Regions from separate parts of the Homo sapiens genome. Here region 2 is linked to region 1. The links are chromatin loops, found by intact Hi-C in ENCODE. Cell type or tissue: GM12878. All regions are shown on one strand. Links, peaks and the distances in the headings refer to the core of each region. The heading gives the core; the rest is flanking DNA. Region 1 overlaps CACNA2D1 (calcium voltage-gated channel auxiliary subunit alpha2delta 1). Region 2 overlaps CACNA2D1 (calcium voltage-gated channel auxiliary subunit alpha2delta 1).

Evidence for each region. Hi-C counts contacts between places; a loop is a spot of excess contacts. Peaks named below come from ENCODE experiments on the same cell type or tissue, not always from the same donor. Only the 100,000 strongest peaks of a DNase experiment are listed, where the experiment ranks them.
Region 2: it touches region 1 in a loop (3-fold over the local background); 4 of 110 quality-filtered maps call a loop at or near these places.

What each region holds. Positions count from the first base shown.
Region 1 is chr7:82,048,474-82,051,398 of GRCh38, forward strand. The region is part of intron 10 of CACNA2D1 (calcium voltage-gated channel auxiliary subunit alpha2delta 1); the gene reads right to left. Among named protein-coding and RNA genes, the nearest start is that of CACNA2D1-AS1, 41 kb to the left of the region's middle. In GM12878, for the core only: no CTCF peak of the experiment used is centred there; DNase peaks (open chromatin) are centred at 1,168 and 1,888.
Region 2 is chr7:82,106,121-82,109,045 of GRCh38, forward strand. All of the region lies in intron 6 of CACNA2D1 (calcium voltage-gated channel auxiliary subunit alpha2delta 1), which reads right to left. It overlaps LOC124901687 (a long non-coding RNA gene), which reads right to left. Exons shown (of 2, transcript XR_007060404.1): 1 at 1-2,925. Among named protein-coding and RNA genes, the nearest start is that of CACNA2D1-AS1, 98 kb to the left of the region's middle. In GM12878, for the core only: no CTCF peak of the experiment used is centred there; no DNase peak of the experiment used is centred there.

The sequences.
Region 1 (2,925 bases), core at 128-2,627:
TTAACATAAGGTAAAAATATTTTCATGTCTTAGCATATTAGTTTTCAAGCTATAATATATACATCGAAATTCTCAAAATGCTTTTTTTATTCCTCTAGGAATTTGATGAAATAGATTTTTATTCAACAATTAAGATTGCAGTGTATGCATTTTACAAATAAGTTCTCATAGTGTCAATTTACATTTGAATTTCTTTTGAATTTTAAGCCTACTAAATAATTAAGAACAAATATGATAGTTTAATTTAATTTAAAGAACTCTGAACAATTCTCCTACATCTATTGCTCAGGCCAGCCCAAGTCACTCTCTTTACCTACACTCAAAATTAAATGAAACTATAATTTAAAAAATTTCATCTAATAAGTACTCACATACATGACATCTTTTCCTAGTCCTTCAAGCCCCATCAAATAAGTCAATAACTTTTATAATTCTAAAAACAATAGTTCAGTTTAGAATAAAATTATTCCCTTTGCCTCACCCTGAATATTACTTTGCTGTTTCCTTTTTACATATACGACGAATTTCTAAGTGCCAAAAACTTAGTGTACCATGTAATTAATGGGAAAAAAATACTTATTGTACTTGTCAACACCTTCTTATAAACTCTCTTTATATTTCCAAAGCAATTAAGTTATCTTCTGGCAACTCATAAAAAAAAAAAAAAAAGAAAAATCCTAAATAACCTTGGCGGCTTTGCCCTGCTATTATAACAACTAAATTTGTCCTTTTCTTTGATCTTTTCTTACTGTCCATAATTTCTTTATGTCTTTTAAATGAAAATACTTTTATAAAGGTCCCATCTTTACCTAAAAAAAGTGCATAAGAAGATAGAATTCTTCTTCTTTTAACAAATTCTCTTAATTCCATTTCTTCCTGTTTTAAGACCTCCTCCCATCCCCAAAGAAACAAATGTCTACAAAATAAAAATATTCAAACATCCATAGTATTAAGAATTCTATAATTACCAAGCTCTTAAAATCTGAGTCAGTGAAAAACATGATTATTTACAACAAGCCCCAGTTAATCATCTGCTGAACTTGCTAAAGGTACCTCTTTAGTATACTGATTTCCTCTTCTATAATGACGCAAAGCCCGCCAGTTGTACACACAGTTAACAGTAATGCGATAAAAACCCCTGCACAGGAATCACCCGGGGGACTTTCCAAATGCAGATGTTCTCCTTAGCTCTGGAGTGCAGCTTGAGATGCTGCATTTGTACCCATTGCTTAACAGAGCTCCCAGGCAAGGCTCAGACTGCTTGGCTACAGGCCCCACTTCGATGGCAAGAGAATAAACTGCAGTCTTCTTGTTGACATAAATGAGCAATAGATCAACATAAAGTTTTCCTGAACTCTAGATGGATGGCTTTTGATAAGACAAGAAATTATTCTCTTAGATTTGTCACAAAACTGTATTGACATGGCAAATATCTTTTATTTTCTTTGAGCTCTGGCAAAAAGAGGGTCTGTTTTCTAAGAAACTTTTAGCACTGGGGGATAGAAATTGCTTTTAAGTTCAAATTGTGCAGCAATTTACAATTGTACTCATTTTCATAGGCTGAGTAGCGAAGTTCCTTATCTAAAAAAGCCAACAAAACATGTCCTTGTCTAGGAATACATTAGGCATATTTTAGAAGGAAATCTGAAATTTAAAGCACATAGGAAATGGAACAATTGAAATCATCTCTTACTTGCCTACACAGTGCAACTCCATATTTAAACAACCTCCTGCTCTGGTATTAGTTGGTGTTAAACAATCAAGTCAGGAACTGAAATGTCTGAGATTTTATAGCAGTTGTAAGCTAACAAGTAAGCCTCCTACAGTGTCATAGATAAAAGGCAGAAAAAATACAAGCCCTCTGAGTCAGAGACAAAGAGTTTATTACTCATAGCAACAGAGGAGCAGAGTAACATCTTTGTTTGCACAAGCTGCCCAAACCTCAATTCCCACAGGATGACAGGAGGACAGCCAGGGGTCACCTGCATAGGTAGTGAGATGGGTTTCCAGCCAGGAGTCCCAAGATGAGGAAGTCCCTGATCTTATACAGGGGCTTCTGATGGCCCACACTCATCCTCCCCTCCAGAGAGACACAATAGTTTAATTACTCTGCATTGAAAATCTCTTCGGGAGAAGGAGAAATCTCTTTACTATCCTGGAATGCAAATAAATCTGAATAAATTGGCTGTTAATGCTTAGACTTAAATGTGAAAGATTCATAAAGAAATGTCTCCCAACAGTTGGTGGAAAAATGTTGGAAGATGACACTAAATAACAATAATCATCATCATAATACATGATTACAATATATAAGCACTTTACATGTGACATTTCACTTGGTACTCAACAACATTTCAGCAAGTTAAATTATCCTGTCCATTTTTAAGATAAGGAAACTGACAGAAGCCCTAGGTTACTTGTGTAAGGTCATAAAACTAGTAGTTTCCAAAGCTGCACAGTTATTCCTATGCAATTCTACCAGTCCATCTAAGAGACAGGGTTGCCTGTGAAGAATGAGTCAAACCAGATGTGAGCTTACTAACACTGTCCATGCAGGGATAACGTGTTGGCAGGATCATTCCATCGCGTTGCTCTTTACTTGATATAAACCAACATATATTGGCTCCTTGAACCGCATACTGTGGGAAGCAAAGACTTTTACAATCTTTAGAATACCATATTCAGAATTATTGTTTATATAGACAAATAATAAGCACAGACCTGTCTCACACAGAGGTCTGGACCCAGGAAATCTGCAGGCTTTTATAGCAGTTGCATTTAGGGAAAAGCTTCCAGCTGGGAAAGGGCTCACCTTCCTTTCCAGCCTCCTATTTAGCTATGGTTCTTCACTTTTGACTTTGTACTTACATTTATAAACTGTCACTTCTAGGACTGCTGCTTAGCGACTACAATCTGGACAAAAGG
Region 2 (2,925 bases), core at 235-2,734, 58 kb after region 1:
AACATGAAATCTTTATAGTCCATTTAAAATCTTTGTCGTTTTAATAAAATTTTAGAAATATCTTTTAAATGCCTTTCTACCTCTAGGGAGAAATCGAGTAAGATTTTATCCACGAAGTCAAATGCCAAATGATTAAAAAATCCTCATCTCAAATTCCAGACCCCCATTTTTTTTTCCAGTTGTCAATCCCTTTTTAATTTGCTGTGAACAGTACTGTCAGCCTGTTTTGGAAGCTATTTTAATTTAAGATTATCTCTCTTCTTCAACCTTTGAATGGCCTGTCATTTGTTATACGCATCATAAAAGCTAGCCAAGTGCACTTCTGATTTCCAGCTGTCAATTTATAGAGGCACTGAATTTTGCACACATTCTTTTTCATGTCTTCCCTCTGGGTTTCCTTTTAATTTTTTTTTTAAACAGTAAATTTTTATTTGTATTCCCTACTAAACAGTAAGAAAAAATAAAGCAATAACTGGATTTTTTGCAAATCCCTGAATATTCTTATTCCATAATAGACTAAAAAAAATCACAATATTTTCTTTAAACATTGTGCCTAGGTAATTGTGAAAACCAAATGGAAATGAAGAAAATCTAGTATTGTAAAATACTTGAGCTCCTTCTTAAGAAAAGGCACTGAGAAATATCAGCTCTGAGAAGTACTTGTGGAAAAATATATGATATGATATTCCTTTCTGACTTATGTGCACACACTAGACAGTGTGCTAGGATTTATGTGATCTGCATGTGGGCATTGTTCTCCTAATTAGATAGAAAACATGGGTTCAATACCAAGATTAACCATATATGCTGACATAGATTCTTAAAAACTTGAAGTACTCTTAACTCACTGAATGTCCTCCATGAGGCTTTCCTAAGAACAGCAGAATTTCCTTTGGCTGTTTCTTATATATTTGGCCAAATATATAACATGAGATAAATTTGTAATGAAATATAGTACAAGAGATACAGAGTAAAACATTAAAAACTATCCAACATTTTATGCCTTGATTTTGGCAGACTTAGTAGTGTCTACTAAGGCTGGCATGAAGCATGTAAGATTCAATCATTCTCCTGTAGTACCCTAGGTAGTTCTGGGGAGCAAATCCAAAATGCTCCCAGGGCCATGGAAGGAATGGACAGGAAGTTTTCACATACAACAGAGATGTGTGTTGCCTGGGTCAAAGGAACCAGAAAAAAACAGAAATCCAAAACAAAGAGTCAGCATAAACTAGCTACAAGGCCCGCCATCTACCCAGCCCTGCCCTAAGTTATCCAGACAGGTAACGACTAACCATCCTTGTTCTTCCCTTCCTCTCTCTGCTTCTCCCTAGTTTGGGCAAAATTCAAAGAGCAGCTATCAAAGCCCAGCCTCCACTGAAGGCTTCCATTAGCTCTTCACTAAGGTAGGGAAGAGGAGTTAACACTAACACAAATTTGGAAATTTCACTATTACAATGAAAATAAACTTTTTTTTTTTTTTTTTGAGACAGTCTCGCTCTGTCACCCAGGCTGGAATGCAGTGGCACAATCTCAGCTCACTGCAACCTCCACCTCCCAGGTTCAAGCCATTCTCCTGCCTCAGCCTCCCGAGTAGCTGGGATTACAAGCACACATCACCACACCTGGCTAAGTTTTGTATTTTTAGTAGAGGCAGGGTTTCACCATGTTGGCCAGGCTGGTCTCGAACTCCTGACCTCAGATGATCCGCCCGCCTCTGCCTCCCAAAGTGCGGGGATTATAGACATTAGCGTCCGCGCCCAGCCGGAATTTCTTAATTGAGACATTTTTATTGAGATTGTTTTTATGTCTAAAGGTAATCTAGATCATTTTGTTATTTTGAATCTCCAGGAAAGTCATCCTTATCCAGGGTCACTCACTGAAAAGGTTTAATAGGCTATCAAAATAAAGTTGGATTTTCACAACAAACCACGTCACATTTGTACAAAGTGATTCATACAGAAAGCAAAGTGAGTTATAAATGGTATCAAATTTAGAATATGCCCATTTCTTAATATACAGCTATCTGAAAAAGTGATTATGTGAATTAACTGAAACATACTTGTGAGAGGTAAATGTTACATAGTCACATACATATATGAAAAATATTGGGTAAAACAAATTTTATTTATTCCTAGCAGAATTTCTTTGACCTTTTAAGGGTTAGTGTGTACTATGAACCTCCAAAGAAGTAGCTATAAAGTATAGCTACTTACAGATATCCTCATATCTGCATGTACTCAATGAAAGAGAAGGATTCCTCTTCATCGTAGAAGGCCACCAACCCTTTCAGATTGAGGCCCGCTTTTGTGACCTCATTTAATCCTAATTACTTCTTAAAGTCCCTACCTCCAAGTATCACATCACATTGGAGGTTAGAGCTTCAACATATAAATTGGGGATGGAGGGAACACAATTCAGTCTAAAGCAATTTACAATATCTATAAAGCTATTACTAATTGGTCTGCTGTTCTGTGATCTGAAATGAATTAAAAAACCACTATCTATATGATAAGAATACTGTATCTTTGGCATTTGGGTTGATAAGTAGTCAATATTCTCTTATCAGAAAGTCAATAGTATATTGTTCTCTATGAATATGCATGTATTACATAAATGTTATTTTAAAAAGATAGTGAAAGTAAAGGCCATCTTTACCTCAGAAGTAGAATTGTTTCTCTTTGTGCCAAACTTATTAATTATGGTCAAATTAGCCTAGCTTAAAATTTATATTCTCTAACTCAGGCTTGTCCTCAATGTCTTATGATGTTCTTACCATTTCCCTGCTCGCACCTAATGAGAAACAATGTTAATTATGTAAGCTAATCACTTTATTACAATAGACAATCACTTTGTTACAGAAGCAATTGTACTTTTTAAAAAGTGCCCTTTCTTAGCACTTAATCAGATTTCTGGTTGCATGAGTCA